6 separate regions of the Mus musculus genome follow, and all the other regions are linked to region 3. The links are chromatin loops, found by intact Hi-C in ENCODE. Cell type or tissue: left cerebral cortex. All regions are shown on one strand.

The links. A loop is a pair of places that touch in the nucleus more often than their neighbours do. Peaks named below come from ENCODE experiments on the same cell type or tissue, not always from the same donor. Only the 100,000 strongest peaks of a DNase experiment are listed, where the experiment ranks them.
Region 1: a loop joins it to region 3, with 2.5 times the contacts of the local background. A loop is called at or near these places in 3 of 42 quality-filtered maps.
Region 2: it touches region 3 in a loop (2.3-fold over the local background); 2 of 42 quality-filtered maps call a loop at or near these places.
Region 4: a loop joins it to region 3, with 2.5 times the contacts of the local background. A loop is called at or near these places in 3 of 42 quality-filtered maps.
Region 5: it touches region 3 in a loop (4-fold over the local background); 12 of 42 quality-filtered maps call a loop at or near these places.
Region 6: it touches region 3 in a loop (2.0-fold over the local background); 2 of 42 quality-filtered maps call a loop at or near these places.

What each region holds. Positions count from the first base shown.
Region 1 is chr16:41,727,226-41,732,225 of GRCm38, forward strand. All of the region lies in intron 1 of Lsamp (limbic system-associated membrane protein), which reads left to right. Among named protein-coding and RNA genes, the nearest start is that of Gm46551, 120 kb to the right of the region's middle. In left cerebral cortex, no CTCF peak of the experiment used is centred here; DNase peaks (open chromatin) are centred at 2,197 and 4,640; H3K4me3 peaks cover 344 bases; H3K27ac peaks cover 512 bases.
Region 2 is chr16:41,672,458-41,677,457 of GRCm38, forward strand. All of the region lies in intron 1 of Lsamp (limbic system-associated membrane protein), which reads left to right. Among named protein-coding and RNA genes, the nearest start is that of Lsamp, 140 kb to the left of the region's middle. In left cerebral cortex, a CTCF peak has its summit at 1,907; DNase peaks (open chromatin) are centred at 2,108, 2,339 and 3,500; H3K27ac peaks cover 315 bases.
Region 3 is chr16:41,526,902-41,531,901 of GRCm38, forward strand. It overlaps a transcript of Lsamp not described here. Among named protein-coding and RNA genes, the nearest start is that of Lsamp, 3.4 kb to the right of the region's middle. In left cerebral cortex, no CTCF peak of the experiment used is centred here; a DNase peak (open chromatin) is centred at 2,238.
Region 4 is chr16:41,742,823-41,747,822 of GRCm38, forward strand. The region is part of intron 1 of Lsamp (limbic system-associated membrane protein); the gene reads left to right. Among named protein-coding and RNA genes, the nearest start is that of Gm46551, 110 kb to the right of the region's middle. In left cerebral cortex, no CTCF peak of the experiment used is centred here; DNase peaks (open chromatin) are centred at 2,399, 3,400 and 3,918; H3K27ac peaks cover 2,039 bases.
Region 5 is chr16:41,833,429-41,838,428 of GRCm38, forward strand. All of the region lies in intron 1 of Lsamp (limbic system-associated membrane protein), which reads left to right. It overlaps Gm46551 (a long non-coding RNA gene), which reads right to left. Exons shown (of 2, transcript XR_001781926.2): 1 at 2,541-5,000; 2 at 1-1,503. Among named protein-coding and RNA genes, the nearest start is that of Gm46551, 15 kb to the right of the region's middle. In left cerebral cortex, a CTCF peak has its summit at 2,551 (motif pointing left); DNase peaks (open chromatin) are centred at 2,522 and 3,041; H3K27ac peaks cover 519 bases.
Region 6 is chr16:41,933,510-41,938,509 of GRCm38, forward strand. The region is part of intron 2 of Lsamp (limbic system-associated membrane protein); the gene reads left to right. Among named protein-coding and RNA genes, the nearest start is that of Gm52229, 28 kb to the right of the region's middle. In left cerebral cortex, no CTCF peak of the experiment used is centred here; DNase peaks (open chromatin) are centred at 2,361 and 4,876; H3K27ac peaks cover 3,945 bases.

The DNA.
Region 1 (5,000 bases), 200 kb after region 3:
TATACTTAATTTCTACACAAAGATAATGGTATCTTAGGTAATTTACATAGAGGGATGAATTGAAAGCCAATGTCAATCAGGACACAGGGTACAAATGTCTGAAAAGAAAAGAGTAACAAAATGCATAGGCAGTGTTAAAGTTCTTCTTTTTAGTGCATACAAAAAAGGACATAAAATGATTGGAACCCTGGATTGGACATGGCATCTCAGGCTGCCCAGAGGTGACCTTGAAAGAGTTTACCACATGGGTTTGTTGCCTAGCAGCCTGTTATTCACATTATTGAATCGCATCCTATATTATACAGCTCAGCACTCTTCAGCAACAAAAGACATGATATCAGGCCATCTAGGTGTTTTCAGTACACTGCCACTAAACTGCTAAGTGACCTTGGGCAGGTCTCTTATCTCTCTGGATGACAGGTGCCTTGTTTATAAGTTGGCATTCATAGGAATGCCTAGTCTTAGCATCCTGAGAGAATTTAGTTATACACACACACACAGCCACACTCATATATTATTGTTATAAATAATCATTCTAGTGGTAAATGCCATTGAAGGTCTGATGATACTGGTGTTGTCTATAAAATTAGCAATATGCCCATGTTGTAGCATTATACCTGTCCACAACACTCATTAAAGACAATCCAAAAGCATCAATTACTGATTGCTTTATTGAGTGAAATCTGCTAGGTATAGAGTACCCAGAAGACTAACCTTGAATTCAGAGATCTCCTTGCCTCAGTCTCTTGGAATTAAAAGCATGTACTACTTTGCCGCAGGTCAGAAACTTATGTCTTTCAGCCTCAAGATCTGGATCACAGAAGTGCCCCCCCCCCCCGATTCTGGATTGTAGTTCATTCTGGATGTAGTCAAGTTGACAACCAGGAATAGCTATTACACAAGCCTTCAAGGTGACTAGTATCTCTTATTCTCCTGAGATGTTTCTGGTGGCCCATGTGGGCTCAAATGCACATTCTACAGTAGGCCACCAGGATCTGAGAATGTTCCATTACAACCCAGGAGATGGATTATGTCCCACTCAACATGCTTATGTGAATCAATGAACTCAAAAACATCCCTATAGCAGTTTTTTAAAACTATAATTTGGGTTTAATTATAAAATTTTCATGTTCTTTCAAGAGTTTGAATTTTATTAGTAAAAACGGAGGAGGGTCTCTCATTCCCAAGCCAATTTTTGCCCTGCTATTTCCCTTTTGTTTCTGCACATAGAAACTCTTTTTTTTTTCCAGAAAGTGAACAAAGCTTTTCCTAATATTCAAATAATTTCAGTTCTAGCCCATGATCTACTTTGCTTCTACAATTTTCTCAAAATATCTCTAAACACCTTAATGTATCTTTAATTATCCCATCTGTAACATTTCCACTGTCATATCAGCAACTTGTTTCTTGATATATTAACATTTTTGATATTTCTTTTTTATATATCATTATAACTTATTATGTAATATATAATTGTATATGTGATAATTGGTTATATATATTAATAAATAACCTATTTATTAGTGTCTCGGGTAATGAAATGGATGCTATATAACAATTAATTTATTAAAAGCCTTAGCCATTATATATCAGATAAACACTGAAAAAGCAGCAGGCAGTTTGAAAAGCAGCAAGTTCAATGCAAAGAGGGGACATAAACAGAAGCTTCTTAAACATTAGGCAATAGTTACTCCCAGACATAGTCTTCTCTCAACTTCCTTATGTTCTCATCAATATCAGAGTTTCATGACCTTACTTTTATGTCCCACGGAAAATGGGCCGTAAGCCCTGCATAAATTATTAACACCATACCGTTCTCTGTAACTCTACCACTTGATTTTCTAACCATGTGCCCAACCTTTGAGCATTTGCTAACAGGCAGATGACCAGGATCAGGAAAGATGAGACTCATCACCCCATCTCTGCCTCATGTATTCTCTCCTCCACAATCACTCCTACCAGGATCTCTGCAAATTATGAGAAAATATTTCTGTCCTGTGGTGGTTTTGAGTGCTTAGAGCTGCATTCCCATTCATCACTGGTCCAAATGTTCAAGAACTGCCTTGCTCATGCCCGCCCAGCCATATGCATCATTTTAGATGTGGCATGGGAGGGGGGACACATCCCCTCCTCTCTTGCCCTGAGGTGCTTGTGAAGCTCAGAGAATGACGTGCAGTCGGGTTGTTTATCACGGAGCTGAGAAATGAAAGGATGGCATCGCTACAGGACCAGATGGCACTGCACGCTTGGCATAATTTTCTCAGACAAACTAGGACTAGGGCTGTGAATACTGGCATTTGCCTGCTATAGTCATTCACATTAAAACATAACAATGAAAATAAGATTGTTCTGCAAGGAAGGTATAGAGGTTTTAAATTACATGCATTTAGGTGTTGTAGGCTCCCGTTAGGTACAGGCAATACTATTGTGCTCCTCATATTTTAAATCTGGCAAAATTTTATAGATGCAGACTCTATTTTTAATATCAACTGACATCCCTCTGCCTTCCCATAAATGTTCTCAGTTGGTTATATATCAGACAATTGCATTTAAGCATGTATAGACTATTCGAAAAAAGAACGTAGAAAGAAAAACCATGCTAGAAAGAATAAGAATGTCTTTTAAGTCTGGGAAATAACAAAAATGTCAAAGAGAACTATGGTGTGCTAAAGGAGCATTGGCCTGTATTTATTTAGAAAACTTGAATTAAGATTCGGCTACTTATTAACTGTGTGGTTGCAGGCAAGCCAAGCTTATTTAATGTATGGCTTTCCTAATAGGCAAGTGAACAGTTTGGTGTAGATTAGTGCTGACATTTCTTTCTACTTCTAATATTCTTTGATTTGCTTTTTCCATGAGGACCTGTGAAGCCACAGTGCAAGGCTGCCTACATTTGGCCCACTTTCATGCTATCCTATCCCCACCCCCACTGAAAGAATGATAGGTTGGAGACAGGAGGTGTGTAATGAAAAGGGCAGAGGAGTCCCTATGCATATCATTTTTGAAGTACATTCTATTTTCAACCTTTTCTCCAGTCTCTCTTTCCTTAAAATCAATACTCACAATTTTGATTTCCTTTGAGAAAGTGGGACTATAAATGGGGAAATAGCTACAGCCTCTCAAGCGTGTTTGACTTAACTAATCCATTTTTTCATTCATTCAACAAATTCTTCTTCATGGAGCCATTAGGCTACAGAGAAGCATTGATAGATAGGGCATCTTCCCTTTCCTAAGGGAGTTGATAGTCCAGGGGGAGGCACAGAACTTACACTTATAAGAAATGTGATATGCTAGCATTATAATCAAACAGAGGAGACAGAATCAATTTCATTAAGGAGATATAGGAAAGGTGTCACAAATGAGCCCATCAGACTTGGCTTAAGAAGAATCTTGATAGTTTCTCCAGTGATGTAAAGGAAAACATTTCTTTTACAGATGGAGCGATACACACTAAGAATCAATTTTATGGAAAGTTCTGGTATGTTAGGACAAATGTGAAAACTTTCATCTGACCTGAATAACGAATATAAAAGAAAAGGGAAGAAATTAAAGCTAAAAGAAAATTAGGGATGCCATTTTGAGAGGCTCTGTATTATTGAGGCATTTTGATTTCACCTATTGGGTAACAAGAAAACAATGGAGATGTTAATGGATAAAACAAAAGAGTATGACCCTATGCTTTGTTTTATATGTATGAAGATACCCGGCCAGCTATAGCCACATTAGCACCAACTGCACCTCTTTTTTTTTTATTAGATATTTTCTTCATTTACATTTCAAATGCTATCCCAAAAGTCCCCTATACCCTCCCCCTGCCCTGCTCCCCTACCTACCCACTCCCACTTCCTGGCCCTGGCATTCTCCTGTACTGGGGCATATAATCTTCACAATTCCAAGGGCCTCTCCTTCCATTGATGGCCTACTAGGCCATCCTCTGCTACATATGCAACTAGAGACATGAACTCAGGGGATACTGGTTAGTTCCTATTGCTGTTCCTCCTATAGGGTTGCAGATCCCTTTAGCTCCTTGGGTACTTTCTCTAGCTCCTTCATTGGGGGGCCCTGTGTTCCATTCAATAGATGACTGTGAGCATCCACTTCTGTATTTGCCAGGCAATTGTGAGGCTCTGCCTACTGTACCTCTTAATACAAAAATTTCATTTCTTCTGTGTTCTGGAGAATAAATGATAAGGATAAAGGCAAAGCAAGGGTTGATTTCTTCTTCGGCATCTCACCCTGACTAATAGTTGTGATGATGTTATGAAAAGTGTTTTTCTCTATCAGGAAAGGGGCTGGAGATTCAGAACATTCAGAATAATCCATGAAGTGCATGCTAAGAGTCTCAAGCAAAAGATATAGAGCCTTAGCTTAAGGAGAGATATAGATTCATAATATAAGGCAGTCAGCAAAAGTCAACCTAGTGCATTTAATATCGAAGGCAGTAAGGGGGTCACTGTCTATTCATTTATCCAAAATTATTAATTAAATACTCAGCGTCTGTTAGCAGAAAATGAGCCTGAGTCCTTCTTTTCTTGGAGTTTATTTTCTAGTAGAGAGTAGTTAGAATAGCAAATGTGTAAATAACAAATGGTGGGGAGGGCATTCCGTACATCACTGCCTCCCGGTGCTCGGTCACGGTCATGGTGATCAATTTTGAATGTGTATATTTGGGCTGTTCTCACTATGGCAAAGGAGAAAGTGCTAAGAATACAACTCCCACACCCAAATTGCATAACTCCAGGTCTCCCAACAAAATTTGTCGGATTAAATCTGTCTTTTAAGTCTTTTAAGGTAAAATAGCAATGATAGAATGTTCACAGTGTTCCTATTTAATTAGCGATGGGTGAAAATATGAAAGACGTGAAGAGGAAGCCAAGTAGAATAATCTACTGTATTTTTTCCTGGTTTTCATTTTATTAAAAAAATGTATTTTTTTCCTCACATAATAGATCTTGACTATGGTTTTCCCTTTCTCTCCTCCTCCAGTTGTTCCCTACCTC
Region 2 (5,000 bases), 150 kb after region 3:
AGCCCAGTTACATATCCACCAACTAACCCAATGCGATGTATAGCTCTTGGGGCATTCCCTAATGAATGAACAGCTTCCTCAAGGAACTGTTTGAGAAGTTGTCTTGGAAATTAACAGAAAATATACCCACTTCAGGGATAAAAACACATTTAAAATGCTACTAGCATAAATTCCTAGTGTCCTTCCCAGCTTCCTTCAGCACATCATAAGTGTTTGCTAAGTCTTTATATTGGTTTTACTCTGCTTCCTTTGTTTGTTGGTCTTTTGAATTTGAGATGCACAATATGGACTAATCTCTCTCAAGTTCAGTATCTTATCATTAGAAAAAAGTCTGGTTGTCAGAGGGTCATCTTTTCAGCTGCAACTTATAAGTAATTTGATGACTCAGCCTTCAACCTTAGAAAAACTTTACTTCAGGTCTCATTCATGTAGGTGATGTTTTGTTGTTTTGTTTTAATATGCATTTATACTGACATGATCCTAGTTATATGTTATATCAAGTTTTTTTTTCTTTTGCCCAATTCCAGCTATAAAAAATGTTGAATTTTCAACTATTCAAAAAATATGCTCAGTAAATTTTCAGCATTTTAGTGAACATTAATGCTCTAAATAATTGATCCTATACAGTTATTAAAATATATTAAGTTATTTGCTTTTTTTCTAGGTTACATTCAGATACCCTGATAAGAATTGTCATTTTTTTTCCCCAAAGTAAACATATTATCTCTATAGAGGAGAGCTGTCCTTTTATCTTTTGATTATCAAAGACAAAATTACGTGGTAAACAATGCTGGCTCTATCGTGGACTTTGAAATGACCCATCAGAACAGAACCCTCGGTGACCTCCATGCAGTTAATGCTTTCTTGTGTCCTCTGTGCTCCAGGTTCAAAACGCTAGTGAAAAAGTATCCACCTTCTTCCCCCCCCCCCCTCGCCATCCATGGTGATTTTGTCAAAGCAGGGGAGAGAGAGGGCTGGTGCTTTAGCACAGCCAGCCTGCTTGCTTTCCTCACCTCTCTGCTAAATGGATGTGGTCAGAAAGTGCCTTGAACACAGGAGCCTAAATAATGGCGCTACGTTTCCTTCTAGAGCTCAGTAATATTTACTGAGACCAACAGCTCTATTTTCTTCAGTCCCTGCTGCCTTAATGGCTAGCTTCAGGGTTGGAGGTGGGAAGGGAAGGGATGAGGAATGGCTGAGAGAGATTCAGGCGACACAGTTAACGGATGACCTTATTAGAGACACTTTCCCTAGGCCTAAGTGAAGCCTTTCCGTCTGAGTCGGCAAGAAGTGGGTCATTTTCCTGGTCTGTCATGCTCTGTGCTTTCTTGACTGGTGGCTGCAGATGCAGCAAGATCTTGGTTTTCCCTACTGGGTTGGGTTCCCTGAGGTATACTAATGGAGCAGTCTCTGTGAGCTTGATGGGGCTTTCCACAGATCATTTATTTCTCTCCTAACCTCTTGGTTACTTCTAACTCTCCACAATTCAAGCACATCTAGCCACCATTTTGGGCAGAGTGTGTGCTTCACTAAATCTCAGCTGTTAGGCTGGTCCCATCTCTGATCTGGTAAGGGAGTCACATAGTTTTGAGTCCTGGAGGGCCGGAAATTCTGTAGTAACTCAAAATCAAATTCATACTCAAAACAATCATGTACACTAAATAGCCAACCCACTATAGGTACGACAGGTAAACTGTCATTATTTATCAATTATATAGTGAGTGAGTTTCAAATTCTTGTGAACTATTTTTGAGTTTACAGCAGCTCCTTGCCAGTGTGGATTCTTCAAACACAGGGCTTTGAAACAATGACCACAGTCGTTTGTGTTTCTGCAGAGTCTGTTGACAGTGTTTTTAGAAAGTTTGTTGAGAATTTTTCTCTGTTGATCCCATTTCCAGTAGGTGGCCTGCTGTCTCCTGTGGGCTCTACCTGTCACAGATTATACATCAGTAACCTTTTTTTATATGTCAGAGAAATACTCCTCCACTCTCAGCTGATGCTTTGCTTTGGGGGCTGCTGTGCTGCTATTCCTCCTGGTGCTCAATTCAGGAGCATATGGGTGGTCATCTCCTGGGGATGCTGAGTGGGTGGGATCTCTTGATGCTGAAGACAAAAGGCATCATTGCAGTCTGCTACTGAGCAGGACCGCTCTGAGTTATTTCCATGGCACAGCTTCAACTTGTCTCTTACACTCTAAAAATAAGGTTTTGGCTCCATTCTTCTCGTGTTCAATACCCCTCTTTTTTTTTTTTTTCCCTGCAAAAGTTTTGAAGAAACTACAAGATATCTATATATAAGAGCAGACATTGCTTGATGTTGGATTGCTCTACAAATACAGACAGTGTCTTGCTGTTACTGGACCCAACTCCATCTGCTCACTGCCTGAATGCCAGTACTCCAGAGAAGAGAACTGGTGGGAGAGAAAATATACTTATTCAAAGGCTAACACCCCAAGAAGAGAGAAGGCAATCTCTCCCTACAAATGATCATTTGGGGAAAACACATAAGAACTTAAAAGTGTGCTTTATTGGAAAGAAGGGGGGCTTAGGGGACAATGTGTAGAAAGACTATATACCTTTGTCATTTTCATCATCCTTTTCTTTTGCTAGAGCATCACCATCAACCTTGACCTCCTAGAGTTTGTTCCTGTAAGTCCTTATCCGCTCATTACTTTTCTGATAAGCCTTGCAGCAGCTGAGGTGATACATGGGGCAAGGGAAAGCAAGGTGTTGTGCATTCTGATGAGATCTGCGGGTCACCAAATGTTCTGAGATTTGCAAATCTGAGAAAGATTATTAAACAGTTAACATCTGAGTCTTTTAGGTGCAGCTAGTCTTTAGAATTTAGAACGTCTGGCAAGGAGAGAGGAAGTCAAATGACACCTCTCAGAAGTGTCACGTTGCTGTAACATCCTGGCATAGAAAACTCTTAAGTCAATCACAAATAAACTGCTATCTCTCAATGGGTTGCGGTGGATTTAAAAATTGTAAAGACTTAATTAAGCTTGACTAGAAGTTTACTTTCATCGCAACATTGAAGAAAATAGAAGATAAAATGAAATTGCCTTGAAATTAGTCCTTAAAAATGCATATAGCATACTTTTCAATTGATAGATAAGAAAGTAATTTTATGGAGTTATTTTTCCCCTAATTCCACAAATTGACAACTGCACTTCTACAGACTGGAAAGTGTGCACTAAACTAAACACAAACATTTTCTACCAAAACAAAATGTTCTCTGCCTTTGCTGTCCATTTTCCAGCAAACTGCAGCAATCGGGGAGGGGGGGGGGGAGGGGGGCTGGGGCGTGGTGGTGGTGGTGGTGGTGGTGGTGGTGGTGAAGTTATCACAATCACTATTTTTTCACTTTTTTTTTTTTATACCATGTAACATTCAGTCATGTTGGAACAGAAATATAAGACTTCTTGTTTTAAGCCCTTGGTTTATTTGCTAAAACTGGCCATGATTTTTGGGCAGACACCCAGGAAGGGAAGCAGAAGGAGACACCTCCCTTCTGCCCAGTGGCTCTGCAGGGATTTCTGTTGGAACCAGAAAAGAAGACTCAGACAGAAGGCCGCTGTAGCTTCCAAAAGATAGCAAGTCAATAGTTGTATTATATTTTGGGGATCTGTGTCTGTAACAAAAGCACAATGGATAGCTAGATGGATTTATAGATAGATGCCCAGGTAGGTGATAAAGCAGAGTGCACGTTCCGTGGAGCATTGTTGAGGAAGCAAGCCATTTAGAAGATTATTTGCTGCCAGACATGACACACATAATGAAGATAATGGAGAATGGGCCAAGAAAGAACAAAACTATCAGGAATATGGAACTGTAGTTGCTGGAAGGGGAGCAGGGTGCTGGTCAGCCCAGTCTCACTGAAGAAGAATAACTACAAATTGGGAAACTTGAACTGTTTCTCACCCCTCGGGAGACGCAAAGGACGCATGCCTCTGAAAGAGTGAACCTTTGGCTATTTAATTCTTGTATACAAAGAACCCTACTTTCAGAGAGATGAGTCTGGAATTTTGTTCATTTGGAAGGTAGCTCCTTTTTACCGATTTAACTAAATATATCTAAAACAGTACTTTCAGAAGAAACCTGAAGAGAATAATAAGGGAAAGACCTGAAACATTGCATAGCTTAGGATTAAATTTAATGTTAGCATTTAGATTTCAGGAAATAAATAGAAAATGTCTTATTGACTACTTGGTCTTGTATGAGAAAACTGTCACTTTGTTCTCAAGACATAAGATGGAAGCTGCTTGCATCAAATGCAATTTACTGCTTAAATTTTTCATGTAGAGTTTTCTTTGTGAGCTACCATTATTTCTTACCCTGATCCCTGCTGTAAGTCTTATTTTCAGTTATTACCCAGGCAAATTTCAATGACCATTCTAACTATATCTTCAACCCTGGATACTGACCGATGTCCTGAAGATTTTTGTTATCCTCGTTAGATGATTTATAATTCCTTTTGATATACTGATCCTTTTATAGTCTTAGGCTTTTACTGTATCTCTTTCCTCTGCATCTTTCACCCATTATATTTCATGTTTCTTTTGACCCATTTTCAGTTTCAATGTAGTATTATTCAGTCTTCTCACTACATTCACAAGAAAACTATTTACAACCTTTGTTTTATTAGGAAACTTTGTAGAAAATGCAGACAGAGAATGTTGCCTGATGTTCAGAAACCCAACAGCTTTCTTGCTGCATATTCTACTCCTATAAAATCAAGCAATAGTAAAATAAAATAACTCCAGGAAGGCATTCAGTATCTGTGCTCATCTCTTGAGTTTCTAAGACTACCTTTTTATGGTTGTTGCTGGGGGTGTGGACAGGAAGGATAAGTTTTGTTGGGGTGAGGGTGGTAGTGGTCCCACAGTGAACTGCTGGGTTGTGATGATGTGTTGCAGGATTTGCATGAAGATAGATTCCAGTGTTCTTCCTAGAAGAACAAAGGTGTCTGTTCCCTACCATTGCATCTCTTTCCTCTAC
Region 3 (5,000 bases):
CCTCAGTGTTCTTCCAAAGTCTGTGCTGGTCAGCACATCCTTCTGTTCGATTCTTCATTCGCAGTGTAGTTTTTAGACAATGCATTGTCCATGTTGTATTCTTATATGTATCAAAAGATGGCCTAGTCAGCCATCACTGGAAAGAGAGGCCCATTGGACACGCAAACTTTTTATGCCCCAGTACAGGGGAATGCCAGGGCCAAAAAATGGGAATGGGTGGGTAGGGAAGTGGGTGGGGGGGAGGGTATGGGGGACTTTTGGGATAGCATTCTAAATGTAATTGAGGAAAATATGTAATAATTTAAAAAAGAACATTAAATAAATAAATAAATAAATAAAAGAAAGAAAAACCTTTTCATAAAATGTCAATCGAATTATTTAAATCATTTGTTGCAAACTTTTATTCATTAACACCACTAGAATAAAATGTAACTTGTTAATCTTGGGATGGTCTCATTATGATAGCTCCGTAATTTTTTATTTCATTCATTTCTTTCCTACTCTGCACTGCAACATACATATAGACTGTTCCATAGGGTTTCTGCTGTCCTTTCTGCTAAATGTATATCATGTCCATATTATTGTTTTAGTGCCTTTACCATGCCATTTTTTTAAACCTGAAAGACCTTGTCGACATTCTCATGTCTACTGTCTCATGCTTTAGGAGTTCTCTTCAAGCTGTCTTTGTTTATGAATGTTTCCTTCACCATATCTGTAGCACATTTACACTCTGCCACCCTACTTTTTCCCATTGGTTTCATTTTGCAAAAAGTATAAATATATTTACCTGTTTGGTATCTATTTTGGGGTCTAGGATGCAAATTCTATGAGATCAGAGCCTTGGTTTCCCCAAGTCACTACCATCTCAATGAAAATATGCTGAGTGACTGAATGAGTCATAAGCTTATGCTTCATTTTGGAATACTCTGCTGCTACTCTTCCTTATTCCTCCTTGACCTATATTCTGAGTATGGGAACTCAGTTCACTACAGCAGCCTCGGATAGAGGAATAGAGTTTCCTGAGTTCCTGCATTAACACCTTGTTCTTTGGAGGTGTTGTTCCCTCTGTCTTCACAGATGCTCCAATGTCCTTCCCATTATATGAAAGTTATCCTGAACAAGCAGAAGCAAATCAGGTCTTACATTATTCTACATGGTCACCTCTTTGTGGATGGTGCCCTTGGTGGCAGAGCTTAAAATCTAGGGGGGAAAAAAGGTGAATCGAAGGCCAGTGTGTACAATTCTTTGAAATAAAAAGATTTTTTAAGGGTACTGGGGCACCAGTGTGCCAGTGACAGCGAGTGCAGGTGTGCTGATGCTTATCCAAGAGTAAAGGTAAAATGTGGGGATACAAGAAGCTGAACAATTTCCAAGACCTTGTGAAACTGGGACATATCCAAGCACTGATGCCTGTAAAAATAGAACAAGTGAGCAAAACCCACATTGTTAAAGGCTGAGGACTGATTTGATAACAATGAACCGTGGCATGCACTGAAAGCAAACCTTAGACTGATTTGCGAGGTGTAGAATTTGAGTCAGGGGTTTTACATCACTGGGGGACTATGAGGAGAACCTGGACATTAACTGAATTGAGGACGAATAGTTTGGGTTTTTGTTTTGTTTTGTTTTGTTTTGTTTTGTTTTTGTTTTTGTTTTTGTTTTTTGACACAGGACAGTACATATGAATAAAGTTAAATTTAAAGATACCAAATTCCAATGACAAGTCACAAGATAATGCCATACGCATGAGCATAAGCCAAAGCACCTGAACACTGCTAGCTTATAATGAAATCAATGAGCAAATGATGGCATGGATCCTGAGGAGAAGTTTTAACAATTTTGCATTTCTAGCTCATATGGAAATGCTAATTCTACTTATGAAAGTAGAGGGTAGACACGATATTATTATGATTAAAACCTTACCACTGTGGAAATTTAGAATGGTTCATTAATAATGCTATAGACAGGTTTAGCATAAAATTCAAGCAATGTAGCCAAATAATTAGTTGTACATTTCAGGCTGCATTTGGATTTCCTGTGAGCCTGTTACCTTACAAAGCTAAACAGAGGAATAAATGCTTCATGCTTCTTAGGGTACTCAGATGTGAGCCAGTTTTTGTTTTTCTTGCAGCATTTGTCTCTGGAGAGTGCCAGAACCTCCTAAAGCCTCTTTTGGAAAGGCAGTATGTTATTTTAAAGTAGTAGTTAAGATCATCTTCCTTGGGTGATGATGGCTGTTTCACATGGCTAACAGCCATGCTCGCCTCACAAGTATGTTCATTTATGCCAAGCTGCTCACAAGCGTGTATAGAGTGATTCTGGGAAAATAGCCTGTATGCCTTTCAGAAAGTCACCTATCTGTTTCTCTCTTGACATTTCTAAGGAAGGAAAGTAGTAGAGGAGTTGATAGTAAGGTAGTTAGGTGGAGAATGGCCATGAGGATGAAATACAGGATCCAGTTTTATACTCTATTGGTGTAACAGAAAGTAGGGGATTATAAGAGAGTGAAAACCAGAACTCACTGAGGGCAAGAAGAGGGGATGTTCTGAGAGTCTAGACTGAACCAGGCCAGGAGAAGTTGATGGATGCATTACTCTATGAACACTAATGTTTACATTATGTGTGGGGTAGGAAAGTCAGCCATTCCTCCATTCTTATACTTAACAATCATAAACTCTCCTTTGGGGCCAAGTGTTGGGAGAAAGAAGTTCCTGAAGTTCTCTCTGAATGTAAATGCCATTGTATTATCAACTTATCTAATAAGCTTCATGGCTAAAATTCTTCTTGAATTGGACTGAATTGCTGAACATTCTTCATTAAAGATCCCCTAAACTATGGTCTTCCTTTAAAGATTGTGTTTTACCTTATGTCCTCACAGCAAGTCAATTAAGTAAAACTAAAGTTTCCCCAAGAACCAGGCTAAGCTTAATAAAGATATATATATATATATATATATATATATATATATATATATATATATATATATCTTAATTGCTTTTCAGAATTTTTTCTATGCAAATATGTACTTGTGCTTTTTCTCTTCTTAATTAGTTTCACTCTTTCCATTTTGATTGTGATTATAATCTTGACTATGTAATATATGTTTTCCTTAGTATGACTACAGAGACAAAACCAAAATGTGATTGGTTAACTACAAATGCTACATTTCTGATGCTACTTCTGTGAATTACTTTGTGCATGGGGTTGCAAGCATCATGTTTGCTCTAAACAACTCCTAGGATGTCACTCATGCTAAGTAGCAAGAATTTGTTGGTACAGAAATTAGGTAAAAGTCATGTGTTGACCTCTGTCACAAAAAATTACTAGTATTGTAATTTTAATAAATAAATAAATAAATAAATAAATAATTCTGTTCCTTTCTCACACAAGATCCTGTCCACTGAGGCATTGCATTGATCTTTATGGGTCTAGTCCTTCTTGCCGTGGCATCTAGGAATACACTGTGTCCCCAGTGGACAATATCACTTTCCTGGCATGGTCAATAGAATTAAGACATTTTGTAAGGTCTATGTCCACCATCTCTTTATTTTTTTTTCTTTCTGATAGTAGAGGAACACCTTACAACAAAAGAACATATTCTATATCTAAGTCATTGTGCAAGCAAATCATCCATGTCTAACAGCAACAAGATCCTTGGCAAGGATGGTCAAGCCTGTTGGCAATGTATGGGAAGACGTTGCCAATCTTGACACCACCCCCTTTAGCATGCTAAACTCATTTGCTCCATTCACACTGCCTATTACAGCACTTATGACTCAACTAACCACTTTATCTAGCCATCTCTTCACTGATAAAATGAGCTCAAAATTTCAACAGCCGTGTCCCGAGCCAGCCATGGCTCATTCCTGCTTTCTAAGACTGCTCATCACCACTGACAAAGCCCATCTTGATTTAGGTGAAATGAACTCACAGTGAAAATAAAAGTCATTGACTTTATAAACCTTGACTTGGGACAATTCAGATTCCAATACTTTAAAGTATTTTCTCCCATAATCTGTAGGAAGTCATCTACCTCTAAACTAATAAAATACTGTCCAAAAATCCTTTAAATATTCTGGGGGACAAGGCAAATACCATCTGTGAGTGACTCCTTAGGGCTTGAGTTCTGTTGGGGTTTCACAGCTTATTCCTCTTGCTATGATTTTTTTGGTTGCACGTGTCTGTAGCTAACCATGTGGCCTGGTTGGCTTCCTCAGCTTCACTCAATCTTAGCTATGCTGGGGAAGAGAGAGTCTTAACTGAGAAAACGGTTCCATAAATGTGTCCTGTAGGCAAGTCTATGGGGCATTTTCTGTTTTAATTATTGGGGGCGGGAGGTTCCATACTACTGGCAGGAGAAACACCTGGGCAAGATGGTCCTGGGTTGTTTAAGAAAACAGGCTGATCAAGCCACAAGGGGCTTTTATTCCTGCCTCCAGATTCTTGCCTTGAGTTCCTGTCTGGCTTCTTTGATGGTAGACTGTGATGTAGAAGGGTAAGCCAGCAAAGCTGTCCGTCCTCACCATGCTGTGTTTGGCCAGGATGTTTTATCACATTTACTAAGATACAAGGTACAGCTGCCCTTGTCAAATTTCCTTGCTATCACAGAGGAAACAGGTGAAATTCCAAAGCTCTGCTGGTACCAAGAAGTCAAAAGGAAACCAAGGGTAATTGCTTATTCTTGGGGTCTGAGGGTGATTTGCTTGCTCAAACCTGGAAACTACATATCTGTTCCTACCCCCTGCCTCTTTCACATACAACCTCGAACCTGGAAGGATTTGCTGTCTCTTGATTGGGGAAATGAGTCTTGCAATGTCAGTTGTGTAAAGCTGACTATAATTTGTTTTGTAGACTTTATAACACTGTCTCTTGTACTCTGTGAGTGTTGAGAGAGGGAGGATATTCGGGAGAGAAGAGATGTCTTCAGCTGATCCCGTCTCCAGCCTCAGGGCTGAGGGAGCTGCCTGGCATTGAAACTCTCCCTTGAGTGACTATGGTGG
Region 4 (5,000 bases), 220 kb after region 3:
TAAAGTAAGGACATGCCTGCAGTGTGCAGACTCACTACCTGTTTTAGTAAAACAAGTCACAACAACCCTGACTGAGCACATTCTAGAAGTTTTCACGTGTGTGAACAAGACCTGTATGGAAGAGTGGAGTTTAGAAATGAGATCTAGGGCGAGCAGTGGTGGCGCACGCCTTTAATCCCAGCACTTGGGAGGCAGAGGCAGGCAGATTTCTGAGTTCGAGGCCAGCCTGGTCTACAAAGTGAGTTCCAGGACAGCCAGGGCTATACAGAGAAACCCTGTCTCAAAAAAAAAAACCCAAAAACAAAAACAAAAACAAAACAAAACAAAGAGAGAGAGATCTAGAATCTGAAGGTAAGACTCCTGTTAGTCCAGTCTCCTATGTAGGTTAAGATACCCAGACAAAACTCACCCTCCAGTCTTTATTTAAGTCACACTCTAACAATAGGATACAGAAGTCAGAGAGACCCTGCTGGGAAACTGTTTTTTGGTTTTTATTTTTATTTTTGTACAGTGTAGCTATATAAGGTCTTGCTTTGATCTATTTACAGTAATTATGTTAGTAACTTCATGAAATACCACAAAATTCAAGAGTCAAGTGGCATGTGGAATGTATCTTATAGACATCTTCTTTTCTCATAATGTATTTGGTGCTGATCTCATTGAGAGGCAGGTTCCTCACTCTCTCCCCCTTCCTTGCTCTCCTCATCCCTTCCATCCGTCCCTTTACGTCTCTTCTCCTTCCAGTTATTCTTTTCTGTGTTGGTATGATTTATTTTATTTTAGTTGCTTGGTTCTACTAATATTTAAGGCAATAAGTTTTATTATGGTGTGTTTGTGCTGTTTGTGTTGATCTCCTCTCACACCCTCCCCTGTGCTTCTCCCCAGTCGTCCCCCCACCCCCCAGTCTTGCAGCTTTCTATCCCTGATAATGCCTGTTTTCCTTTCACATCTTGCATTTCTCTATCTATCCTCTTTACTCCCCTTCCTCTAAACCTTCTTCCTACCTTCATGGTCTCCTTGGAGGTATATCTAGGATTTGCATGTGAGACAAAAAATAACAGGATTTGTCTTTCTGAGTTTGAGCTATCCCTGTGTAATTCTTTCCAGATCCACTCACATTACTACAGATTTCATAGTTTTATGTTTCCTTATAGCTGAATAAATGTCAATGTATATGTGCACCACATTTTCATTATCTATTCCTCTGTTGATGGACACAAGCTTCATGTGTAATATGGACACAATTCAGCAAAAAGTCCAAGAATTTGAAAGCTGGCCTATTTGAGTGTCATTCAATCGTTCTGCATAGTACAAAGACATGCCACAAATTGTATTTCAGAATATCTGTTGTGCCAACATATTAGTCTATTTTTAAAATTATTTGTTTGCAACCCAGTTTGGTGGTGGATTATAACATAATTTTCCCAGCCCCTGGGCTTCTCAGAATCATTATTGTCATTTTTATGCGGTCTTCAAGTTTCCTCAATGTATATTGTAGTTACAACATTCTACCTTTTATTTACCTCCAAATTAAAATAAAATTATGAATTATTATTTCAAAATGACCATTGCACTTCAGAATTGAAAATAATGACAAAGTTCTGTGGGGGTGGGGTGGGGGTGGGAGATGAATAACCAAAAACAGAACTTTTGCAATATCAATATTGTGAGATCAGGTCCTTGTATTTCTGTTAAATGTCAGACAACTACAACTCAAAGGAGAAAGAAATGCTAAATTTTATGACTTGGAGAGTCCTTGATTTTAAGCTCAGTTATCGTGTCTGAGAAGATTTCTTTCTCTTCTAGTTAGACCTCACAAAAGGATTCTAATGCAGTCAAGTGTGGTGCTTTCTTTATGACTGAATTGAAGTGCCAACTTTTTTTCCAATGGTCAGAGCAACATTTCTTATTTAAGTAAATAAATAGGAGGTAAACAAATGAAGGAATGAAGAACTGTCCCAGGCTGCTGCCCACGTCCCAGACTGGCCCCCTCAACCTTCCACATAGTTCTGTTTTGCCAAGTTCTTCCTTCTTATCTTATAGGTAGCATTTGGTCACTTCATGAATTATTCTCTCTGTATGTTCTTTCATTCTTTCTTCTTGCTCCTAACATTCATATCCCAAGAGAAGCTAAAATGAAAAATGAATGAGTCTGTATTCTCCAATCCTTAGAATCTTTGAACAGACTTATAAAGGCACCAGAAAAGCTTCTATTCAACATCCACTACAGGAAAGAACTGAACTATGGTTAGACAGAGTGCTTGCGCTGAAGCAGTATATCTTGGAGGGGCAGCTCCAAGGTGTCTGCTATTATGTTTGTTTCTAACAGCCAGGCCCAGTGTGTGAGCCAAGAGTTGTGCAGGTGCCAAAGGCCAGTCAGCACTTCCTTGCCTGCGCCAGATTGTAAGCCCAGTCCTTTCAGGGGAGAGTGTGTGAGCCAGTCAGTGGGAGTATTTTTTGCTGTTCACAGAACACTGTGTTCTGCCTTCTGGAGCGAGGAGGGCAGGAGCACATAAATCATGCATCCGTTAACATTGTTCTGCAATGTGGAATTCATAGAGGTCACAGGATATCTGTTAGTCACCTGCACCTGGTAATTTACTGTCACTCCTATTCTGGCTCATTTTTCTCCACACTGCTTCATTACTTCAGGACTGCCTTTTCTTATATGATAAGTATAATCTTGTCCATCATTTCTTAATTAAAATATGGCTTCACAGTTCACTACAAGTTCTGAGATGTTTGTTAACGGCAGCTACCTTTGCTATAAGTTTCAAAGAAATGATTAAAGGTAACAAGGAGAAAGAATCGACTGGGTACTTTAGCATCATCTGTGCTACAAAGCTTATCAGTCCATGAGCGTACAGCACAAAATTAGGTAGACATGTTGGGGGCAGTTTAACAGTTTCCTTTGCTTGCTAATTTCTCACTAAAGTAGCTAAGGACAGTCCAGTTGAGAGGGAATTCTCTCTAGTTTTGAGTTCAGCAACCATTCACAAGCATATTAGACATCCATCAAAACCCAGTGAGGTTCATTTAACCCAATTGTTTAAGACCAATGCTCATCTGATACGAAGCCATTCCTTGCCTCTGGCAGCAAATCTACTCTACTACTTAAAGAAGAGAAGAAGAAGAAGAAGAAATGTTTCCCAAACTCTCCTCTTCTGAGGCTGAACCAGCAGAAACTAGGATTGATTTTCCTGGCTTGAAAATGGCAGGTGCTGTACAGACAAACTAAGATCTTTGCAAACCACGTTGGTAGCTCTATAAAGCTAGACTGATGCTGTAAACCCTTCGTCTGGAGAGGGTATGGAACATGTGATGATTTGTGTCTATATATGTTAGGTGAGAGGAATTACTCAAATTGCCCTAGTACAAGAACAACATGGTCTCCTTACCCAGAGAGGGTATCATCGTGGGTGCTTGAATCCTCCTGTTTACCAAAGGCTAGTTTTACTACTGTGTTTCCTCCTATCCATGCATATAACAACATAAGAAAAACATCAGAATTTAATGACATAATGTAATAAGAGATAGCTGAATGTTACTATCTCAAAATGTCTCACACTGTGATGTTAGGAGATGATACAGTGCCTCCATGAGACAGTGTGGGGTGTAGAACGCAGTCACTGTGATGCAGCATTGGACTACTTACTACTTAAGGGTTACATCACAATTCTGCACCAGTCAGCCTGATAAATGTGGGGACTCCTAGATGATTATTGAGGGAGGGATCTTTGTGACCTGGATATACTATGGTTGACCACTTGAAATGGAAACTAAAGGAAGTAAAATCGCAGATAAGGGGAGACTGCTGTACAGATGGCTTTACTAAAAGAATGCCAACGTCGTCGTTAAATCTAGGGAATCTAATTTTGCAGTCTGTGGGATTTAGAACAGAAGGAGAAGGAAGCGTCATATGGTCACACTCACTACTGGCTTCTTGGAAAACTGCTACCCGGTGATGCTAGTGAAATGGCCCCCCAAATATGGACTAGCCGTGGAATGTGAAATACTAATTTTAGCTTTTCAGAGATCGTTTGAAGCTCCCCCGCCTCTCTTCTACTACAATCAAAATCCAGACTGAAAATTGTTACTTCTTTGTATGTTTCTCCAGATTTGCTCAGTTCACGTACCAAGACCTGATCCCTAACTTTGAACTGTGAAACATGAAATAGCTCCCATCCCATCAGTTGTTGGAAAATTTTAACGGTTGAAAATGTAACAGAGGGGTATCTGAACCTTGCAGTTTAAAAAGGCAGGCTTTCTAGGATGTAAAATCCATAGAACACCAAATATATCCATAGAACCAGTTTTAAAGATATTGTTAAGACACAAGAGTGCTGGAGAAATGATATAAGTATCTATCTGAATATAGTAGTTTCCACCTCTATGACCAGTAACCAAATTATATAAAGACTATATATTTTAAAAGAAAATGATTTTGTCTTTTACTCTGTCCTTTTCCCTGCCAGCCCTGTTTGATTCATTTTTCCTATGAAGCCATTTCTGACTTCTTCATTCTACAATGAATCCCCCTATAGGTTACTCCTGTCTCTCAGAGCACCGAACCTGTTAGTCTCTAAATGCTAACTTCCAAGTGGTTCTGTGTGATGTCGCATTTGCTTTTCTGTGCATGTATTATCTATCTGAGAGGCCATGGGCTTTCTGTTATTTCTATGGCCTTTAAATAATCACATGAATCCTAGGCTGACCCTGGTCCACATATTGATTGACTACTGCTTCTTTTTAAAAATACAATGTCATCATTGTGCACTAATTTAATGAGGCAGTGACCTTCAGTCGAAACTGGGGCCTAACTTTAGAAAAATCAGTATGCAGGCACGATGAACTCACATCTTGTAGCATCTGCTTTAGACTAGAAGGATCAGAGGTCCAAATGTCTCACTCAAGCTCTGTCATGATCAGTGATGGGACTTTTCAAGACCTTGTAGAGAATACGGCTATCAAAAAAAAACGTTGGTCGATTTAATTAATAA
Region 5 (5,000 bases), 310 kb after region 3:
AAGCAAGGGTGAAAATTGATGAGCTACATATTAAATTCTGAAAGTCGTGAATGGAAACCATGTTAATTCATCAACTTCATAAAATGAGAGAGAATGTTGCAGACAAGATCAGCAAAGTTCAGAGACAGTTCTTTGCAAAAGCTAATAAAATAGAAAAACCTAAGCAGGTTGTTGATCAAATAAAGAAGATAAGAACAAGAAAAGAAAAGAAAGATAACCCTGAAAAGTAAAATAAGAGCAATCATTAAAACAGAGTGGAAAGCTAGAACTGTAAGAGCATAAAATAAGTTTATTTCCTCCACTTGAAAACTGACAGCAAGAAAAAGATTGATTTTAGACAAAATAAAGAATTATTTCTGAGCTATACACGCAGAGAATATATTATATTATATTATATTAATTATACTAGCATATAGATTATAATTATATATCATGTGTGTGTTAGTGTGTGTGTGTGTTAAAACTCATTCCTGCTCAAAGTTCACAGATAATGAAGAAGAAACAAAGAACACTTGGTGCATAAGCATGCCCTCTGTGCGTAAATGCCATCTACGCTGTACAAGCAATAATGAACCTTCTATACTATAATTATATAATGCTGAACTTTGAGCTATATGAAAGGTTTCCTCATCAGAAACTCCTCTCTATTGATAATATATGAATGGTTGTATGGAGGACACATTCCTGAAATTATGGACTACTCATTGTGATGTTGTAGTTCTTAGTAAAAGAACACTTAAATTGGATTCCATTTAACAGACCCTGATGTTGGGTTGTTTTTTTTTTTTTTTCCCTACTGTATGACTGCTTAACATGGCCTTTGTCAGAATGAATACATATTGAGGGGAATAACTAATAGCTATGATAGGCAGGAAGTCTAGCAATTGAATCTGCCAGGACATTGAATAAATTTTTGTTGAATAACATGACCTTTATGTTGTTAGAGGTACAAAGCACAAACTGATGTCATTTAGGCTGAAACAAAGAGGACATGGTCATCATAACAAAGGCAGAACAATTTTTTTTTAACTTAAAGCCTATATCTAACTTCTGGGTCTGCCAAAGTAGAACATTCCTAGGGTGGTATTTATTCATTGCATGAGAATTATGATTTATATAAATACCCATAAAGTAAACCTTTAGCTTCATGCTAAGATCAGCAGTGTTTAAATTCTTGGAATGGATGAAAGGACTCTTAAAATTATCAGTATCCATGCTCTGATTATTTAAATTCTCAAAATCCAAATCAGCCATTAAAAGCACCCCTTACCTACAGTCGGTACAACTCAGAAAGGCTATTACAACTCCAGATCTCTTACAGTAGAATCTAGTGTCTCAGACACTGTGTCCAGGAGAACCAGACAGAAGTGCAATGATGCAAGTCTTGAGCATCTCATATAACCTGGGCTGACCTCCGTGATTGTAGGAGGACTCACAAGTGCAATGGTTGAGCTGCTGCAGTCATTCAGTGGCATCGGGACTCTTCTTTCCTCCACCTGGAATCTGAGAAGCCATAGTGTGAAAGAAATGGGGGAGGGGAAGAAAAGTGAAATTGAAAACTGAGATTATGTTGCTTCTTGTTCTGACTTTGATTACACTGTCATCTTTATTTACTAATGTTCACATTCCTCCACCACCACCACCACCCCCGCCCGTGTGTGTGTGTGTGTGTGTGTGTTGTCATCTTTCTCCTCATCCTTTCTGAAGCATTTCTCTTTCATCTGTCCCAAAACAGGTAATAGAACATAGTAGAATTGTGTGTGATGGGAATAGCTCTGATTGTAATCAAGAGATCTGAATTTCAGCTCTGTCACTGACTCTAAATAGCTTTTCATATAATATGATAAAAATCTCTGTCACCTTGACAGTCAATACAGATGAGATACTTTGAGTGGAAATGAATAGAACTTAAGCCATCTTATGACAGCTTCATTGAAGCCCTGGTAACTGCTGTTTACCCATCAAAGTCCACACCTATGGAGAAAAGAACTGATCACGTTTTCTTTAGCCTCTCCTTTGCTTCCAATTCTCTTTTTAAAATAACCAGAATTTGCTAACACTTTAACACTTTCCCTTCTATAGTTTTGCTTGATCACATGTGCAATCTCTTCAGCAACTGAGTCTCAAATACTTTTATCATCAGTATTCATTTTACTATGATTTCACCCAAACCTCAGTGCGGATTCTTGTTGTGATCTTATAACAATAGTTATTGCGTTTCCACCTCGCTCCGACTTCACATAGCTGATCCAGAATTTCAGAAGGGTTTGTAACAAACTGTTTAGTCACTTTCCTATGGCTGTCTGGATAATAATTCTTGCTAATTCGGAACGTGATTAACTTTCCTCCGCTGATACTCTGCCATGTGATCTCATCACTTTGGGATAATTGTAATCATGAGAAGAAATCGAGCTAGCCGTTTGATTTACTGTTTAACAGTAATCATTTGGTTGTCCTTTCACCTCTCTGGGAAAATGTGGTCCCAAATACAAAAACAAGTCAGTCCTGGAGAGCCAGAGTAATTTTAGAAATACTGTCACCTGGTGGTGGGTTAGAGTTATAGCACTTGGCTTTTTCTCATGTTGATTGAAGTCCATGTCAGGTGTTTAATCTAAGAGATTAAACAGCACATGTTTATTTAACACGAATAGTTAAGAAGGAGAAACACACAAGCCCTTTCTGCCATCCCATGAGATCTTAAGATTCTGTGACTTAAGATCAATTCTCATTCTGAGATATTCCAACCTGATGTTCCCAGATCCATTGTCTGCCTTCCTCCAGTATTCTTTCACATGCATTTGTATCCAGCAAGAACTTGGTAATGTTTTAGACTGATTAAAGCATCTCTCTGATGCTACAATGCCCTTTTCCACTGTGAAAGAAAAAAGAGTCTTTGAAAAAAAAACCCCACAGGCAAGATGTTGTATCCCCTAGAAACCCTCTGTAGAAATGATGTGACCCTATCCATAGTCTAATGAGTCAGATAAGGCCGAACTAAGGGACAGAAAGCACTTTTTTTGTCTCTTCCTCTATCTTTTTCCATTCTCCAAGATAGGAACCATGAGAAGCATTATAGGTCTAAATATAGGTACCATATGCATTGCAATTTATTGATTTGAATATCTTTTGCGAAGAGCACAGAGGCCTGTGCAGTAGTGGTAATGAATCACTTCAGCAACACAGTTGTATATTTAAATCCTGCAGCATCTGTTTGGCAACCAGATAGCTGATTTGATCATTGACAATATAGCAAATTCAAACATTTCAGCATCCTATCTCCTTCGAGGGTAAAGAGATACACTTGAGAGTATGGAGACCGAACTTGGTCTTTATGCCAGAAGACTTGGCTATGATACTTACAGTCACTGTTGTTGGTTTTCTGAAATGAACATTGCACCTGTGTTGGCTTCAGAACCCTCGGTCTTCTAAGAAATTGGTAAATATTTATGTCTGATACCAGCTTGGATATTTTGTGGTTTTATATGTTTCTGATCATGTAAGTTTGAAGGTGAACAGTCATCTGTTCAAAACCATTAATTAATATTAGGGATTTTGCCTGTTATAGTACATAATTGCAGCCCTTTGTGAAAATTTACTAGCTAAAAGTAATTTAAACTAAAAAGAAAATCAAACAAAATAAAAATGAGAAAACCTTTACCCCCTCAAGTCTGGAACACATAAGGAAGCCATTGCCATCATCCAAGTTCAGTGGAGTATAACAGACTCATTGCTACCCAGCACTTTAAATAGTCTCCTAATAATATGTATAGTATATACATGTTGTATATGATGTTTAATATGCTTTTCTAGTTCTGATACATCTGGATTACTGTCATAGGAATCAGTTCAGTCTCCAGCATACTCGTAGAAAAGGACTCAGCAATAACATGAATAAATCACCCTGGCTACCATCTGCCTCAGAATTCCTCCATTTTAACTCAAGCCTAAATGAAAGACTATATAGAGGTTCAAAAGGAAGAGAGGGAGGAGGAACAAGGGGAAATCGAAATAAGTAAAACTTCAGCATTTAAACTTATCATTAATCCAGAAAATTACTGTGGCAATGCATGAAATTAAATAAATTAAATGATACAAGCCTATGGATTTCTTATAAATCAAATATGTTTCCTCAGAGTGCTTTGCTTTCCTTTCATGAGCAAACTTGGCTCACCACTCCATCTATTAAGAATTGGGATGATACTCTTGATTGTAGGCTCTAAAATCCCAGCAAGAGCTGAACAGCAATGACATCGCTGAGAGAACACGCCTGGAGGTGAATGGTACTCTGCCTGCTGAGAGGTCCCTGCACCATCCATTTAGAGAAAATAGTAAAGGCCGACTGACTTTTTTCTACTTATAAATATTGACTTTTTCCTATTTATAAAGCAATGCATTATGATTTCCCTAATATTGTTTGAAATGGAAGATTGATGCTTAATGCTATAGCAACAACCAATCCACATGTGACTAAGAGCAACCAGGAGGATGCCTGTGTTTGTATTTACATTCATGGATGGTACAGGAGGAGATCGGCGAGTGCTGAGTAATGAAAGCCATGAAATCTTTAACCTGCCTGACTTAATAATTATTTTTCAGCCCTGCTGATCCTCTACACTTTTGCTACTCAAAGTGTGGTCCTTGTCATCACTTGAAGGCTTGTTAAAGTTATGGCATCTCAGGACCTACTACTGAACTACTGCAGTGAATCTGCTTTTTAACAAGATCCCTGGGTAATTCCTGTGCAAGGAACTGCTCTCTGCAGCCAACTCCTTTATTAGAATGGTCAGACTCTGTTTTCCAATGTTCTTGCTTTGAGAATATTTTCCTAGTTTTATCTTGGTTCCTTTAAGATCCTTGCTTGAAAAGGGCTGGGAGAATTTGTTTATAGTCAGGCAAAAAATGTAGACCCCTGCTTTTGTGGGTTTCCACTGTCATTTTATAAGGGCATTCTCATCTAGGATAATGCAAGCTTGATCATCTTTAACATGAAGTATGAGGTT
Region 6 (5,000 bases), 410 kb after region 3:
TTCCATTTAAAGAAAGTGGAACCTTTGCACACTTCAAGCATTAGCAGAAACTGCTGCAACCACTGTGGAAATCAGTATGGTGGTGGTTCTCCCAAACTATGAGACAGAACTAACATATTGCACAGCTATTCCACTCAAGATATATACCCAAGGGACTAAATCAGCACACTGGAGCCATACTTGAATAGCCATGTTTATTACTTTTCATAAAAGCAAGAAAATGTACTAGCCTAGCTACCCATCCACAGATCAATGGATAAAGAAAATTAGGTGTGTATGTGTATATATATATATACACATACACACACACACACACATATATACTAATCCATGATATATGTGGTGTGTTGCCTAAGTCTTCCTCCTGCTCAGAGGGGGCATTGGTTGAGAAGTCATGGATGGCTCAGACACCCAGAACTGGTGAGAATGTGGCAGCAAGCTCCTTTGTTAACTCTCAAAGAGTATTTTTTTATACCCTCTACCTGTGTCCCATTGGTCCCATAAAAGTGTGTCCTCCAAGTAGCAATTTCTGATTAGCTGTCATTTTCTGGGTCACCAATCTCTGGGCTCTCAATCAGGCTTCAGTTTGGCCCTTATGTAGAAGTTGCCTTTGCAGTTGCAAGGCCCTATTGGCAGTTAACTGACATTTATGTAGAAGCAACCACTGCCCTGGCATCTAGGCCTTCCATTCCTCCTACAATGGTGCACATATAAATCTCCCCATTATTCATCCATAATAAAAATTTATAACAAGACAATTATGGCTTTTGTGGGAAAATGGTGTAAATAGAAATCTTTATTTTAAGAAAAATAAGTCAGACTCAGCAAAACAAATACAAAGTATTTTTTCTCATGCACTCTTCCCCCCCCCCACTCCTGTGTGTGTATGTGTGTGAGTGTGTTTTGCTGGTGAGCTTTGTAAATGCCATACAACATAGAATCATCTCTGAGAGAGGCCTAATGAGTGACTGTCAACATAGAGGTCATCTGTGGGCATGTCTAACGGAGGTGTCTTAATTAAGTGCCCAGCCCACTTTGTGTAGTGCTATTTCCTGGACTGTGGGTCCAGAACTATATAGGAATGGAGAAATCACACTGGGCACAAGCAATCGAGCAACCAAATGGCCAGTTATCCACTCATTTCTCTCGGCTCTTGAATGTGACTATGAAACGACTCCCTAAAGCCCCTCTTTAACTTTCCAGCAATGGTGAACTGTGACCTCTAAGTGTAAGCTGAAATAAAGCTCTTTCCTTCCCTAAATTGCCCTGTCTGTTTGTCTGTCTGTCTGTCTATCTTTCCATTCACCTATCTATCCATTTATCTATGTATCTGTTTGTTTATTCATTTCCTTTTCTGCTCCATTCCATTTTCTCCTCTTATAAACTTAGGACTTTCTGCTGGGGCGTGGTTCCAATCACTGTGAACTGGATTTTGCTCTCTTAAAGGAGGATATGAAAAAGAGTAACAGAATACATGTGACCTGAGACCAGAACTGTTTGGAGGGATAAAGGGGACCAGCAACAGTGAGGCAGAAGTAGGGCTCAGGAGTCAATGGGTTAGGAGATGGAAGAAAGTAAAGATAAAAAGCAAAATATCCTGGCACACATGTATAAAAAAAAAAGTATGGTAATAGAACCCACTGCTCTGTATGCTAACTTAATAAGTAACTATAAACAGAAATTTGTTATTACACACATACAACCATTATACTTTCTCTAAATGATTTATCCTAGATTCTAAAGTATTACCATCTGCTATTCATATTCTTCTAAAAGACAAATATCCTGGAGTTTGAAAAGGGTTTTCAACAAAAGCAGCCCTACTAAGTCAGAGGAATTAGAGGCTCAGAATCTAGGTCTTCTCTTGTCTCATTCTTGGTAAATAGAGTCTCCCATAGATAATGCTGTGTGCTTATGTGGGTCAAGTCTTAATTTCTATTCCGAGCCACAAATTATCAGTCTGTCCCCTCCTATTATCCAGAAAGGTTCCCTAGTTGGTCTTAAAAAATAACTCCCATTCTAGAAATACAGAAATATATTCTGTGAACTTCCTTTTAAATATATTCTGTTTCCTGTTTTAAATGAAGAAATGATTATGTGGTAAGAAGAACTGCAAAATGCTCCAGGTAGAACTGTTTCACTATGGGAAAGATAAATATATACAAACCATGTAGAAACCTTATTTGTTCTGGTAAATTTTGACTCTTCAGAGGGAAGATCAGTGCAGAGGGCCTGAGGCTCTGCATTGGTTACATAACATACTTTCTTTAAATAATTCCTGAGGCTCTGTTCTCTCTTAGTGGGGACACAGAGAGAGGAATAAAATCCTGCAGGTACAAAAGAAGCCAAGGAAAGCCAAAAATATAACGTGCGACTCTCCCTCCCCCACCCCCCTGCAGCTGCAGTGTTTACCAGCTAAGTTGAAGAGGAGCTTGGTTAGACTACTGGAGAAAAGAAAAAAACATGCTCAGTAAAGTGTTCCCTCAGGCAGTTTCTAGGAATATCTCAGGCAGTTTCATAATCTCCATAGGTGCAAATATAGGTTGTGACTCCCTTGATGAGAAATGCTATCTTTCTTATTCAAATAATATTTTATACTGTCTTGGCCTGGATTTTTAAAGAGAACTTGCATTCATATCATACACCACAATTATTAAACTCAAATGTGAGGATGTCAAATTTCTAGGGTACTTGTCTGACATGATCAAGGATCTGAAAATGTGTCCTTCAAGGTCCTGAAAAAGAAAAATACAGATAGTCAGGACAGTTGTGTAGGAGAGAAACGTGTGACAAATAGCAAAGACAAAAGTGACATACTGAATTAGGCCAAGGCAGCAAGGTCTTTTGAATTGTATCTTCAGTCCTTAGAGCAGAGGATAAATGCATATGTCTCTTATACATGATGCTAAACATTGCCTGGGAACTACAATACATCATAACATAAAAATGGATAAAGAGACTAGAAGGTGAGTTGTATTTTCATTAGCAACGTGCCCATCAATGTCTCCAGTGAATGAAGACAGATTTCATACAATGGTCATTATCTTAGAACATAGGGAGATTTAGAAAACATCAACTCCAGTCTCCAATTTTCAGGCAAATGTGCTCTTACATAAAAGTTGTACAGTTTCCTTTTTAATGACATTTCTGTCAGAGTCATTACTGGCAGCTGCCATTGTAGATACCATTGAGTTTTCATGGCTTGTGAAGTCCAGGCCAGGCCAGGCCAGTCAACACTTGATGGGGTAGCAGCTCTGCCACCTGGAACATGCACATATCACAACTGGATGACAAGCAAGGACAGAGCTACAGTAGTGCATTCACTTTTCATAGTCACTTGCCTCACTTTCCCCAACACTGTACTGGCCAGAACCCAAGTTTGTGACCTAAAGCTCCCGCCAAGAGACTAGAAAATATAGAAAATTGTATGGATATCCGCAAGGGACAAGAGGCTTTACTTCAGCCCCCAGGCACATATTATTAGATGATAAATTGAGAATAGCAATTTGAAAGTGCCGTCAAAGTTAGCAGCCCACACATTAATCCTTCCAGGAAGCAGATGGACCAAAGGACAGGGTCCATAATTCACAGAGAACAAACAAGACCAATGTAAGAAATGTCCAAGCAGACAGCTAGCTTGGGAGCCAAAGATAAAATGTTAATGTGTTTATCTTTCCTTATGCATTGCTTTGGACAATGTGAGACATTTGAAACATTTTAATAGAGGGTGTTAAATGAGAGAAGATAGAAGTCTATTTGGAAAATATATGGATCCATGGGAAATGTGGCATCTCTGTTCTCTTACCCCTGTTCCTTCTCTCACCCCCTTAGCACATCAGTGGTGCTCTTTAAAGTTCTTGTGACTTTAGTGCAAGTGAACTGCTCCTCTGAGCCCCATGAGGATCTATGAACTATGATATATTTTGAGCCACTTTAATATCTAGTTGGATGAAGGACAGAGGATATAAAAGTTTTAAATGTGTGAATGCTGGATCCACGTGTCAGGAATAGCCATAAAACATGACATTTACAAATGTGAATGTCCTGATCTCAAATAATGTCATCAGCACAGCATATTCCTGTTTGGTTGACAATTTTTCTTTTTTACAATGCTTTAAGACACTTTAAGCAACATTTATAATAATTTACTCTACTTTGTAATTAGATTTACTGATTAGAATCTTGCTCATTTAGATAGCTGTTTTCTCTTAAATGGATGGCACCAGCTGGCTTATAGCTGAAACCTGCTCTGACTCTGAAAGCTGTCAGAGGGGCCAGCATAAGGCAGAGCCTCATGGTATACAACCTCATGTAAAAGTATAGAAGGGCTGTCTGAGTATTGCATTCTGTAACATTTCTTTGATAATACTGTATATATATTAAATATGTCGGAGGAGATTTTCTTTGAAGCCTAAGCTTTGGCTACTCTGAGCATACATTTAGTTTTCATGACAAGGGAAAAGGCTGCTATTATTTTCTGTCAGCCTCTAATCATTAGGGCAAACAGCTAAAAGTCTAGTTTGAAGTTGAGCCACTTGGGGTATTTCACTATGAAGACAAAGTGATGGGTATATAATTAACAGAAGAAAGCACTAGCAAAAAGCTAGGAAAGCATGGTAGTTATAAGTAGCCCTGACTCTGTTTGGAGACGAAGATGCTATAAGTTGTTCATTCTCTTATCATGCAAGCTATGGGAAGACTTCTAAACTTAGGAACTATCTATAGCTGCAAGTGTGACCAGTACGGGGAAGTTTGACTCATGAAAGCCAACTGCTCTCAGCAGCCACATCTCTCAAGCCTGATATTTTCCAGAGAATTGTAGCCTCTTCCTGAGGCCTCAGTAAGAGGAAATAGAGTACTGGACAGATGGGGTGGCTTGCCCTTTCTCCATGGGTTGTAAAGAAAGAGACATGGGCTGAAAATAAAGAATATTCTGGACAGCAACCAGGCTTGGTTCTCGGTCCATCTGGAGCTGCTGGAATTGAGAAAAACACAAGACT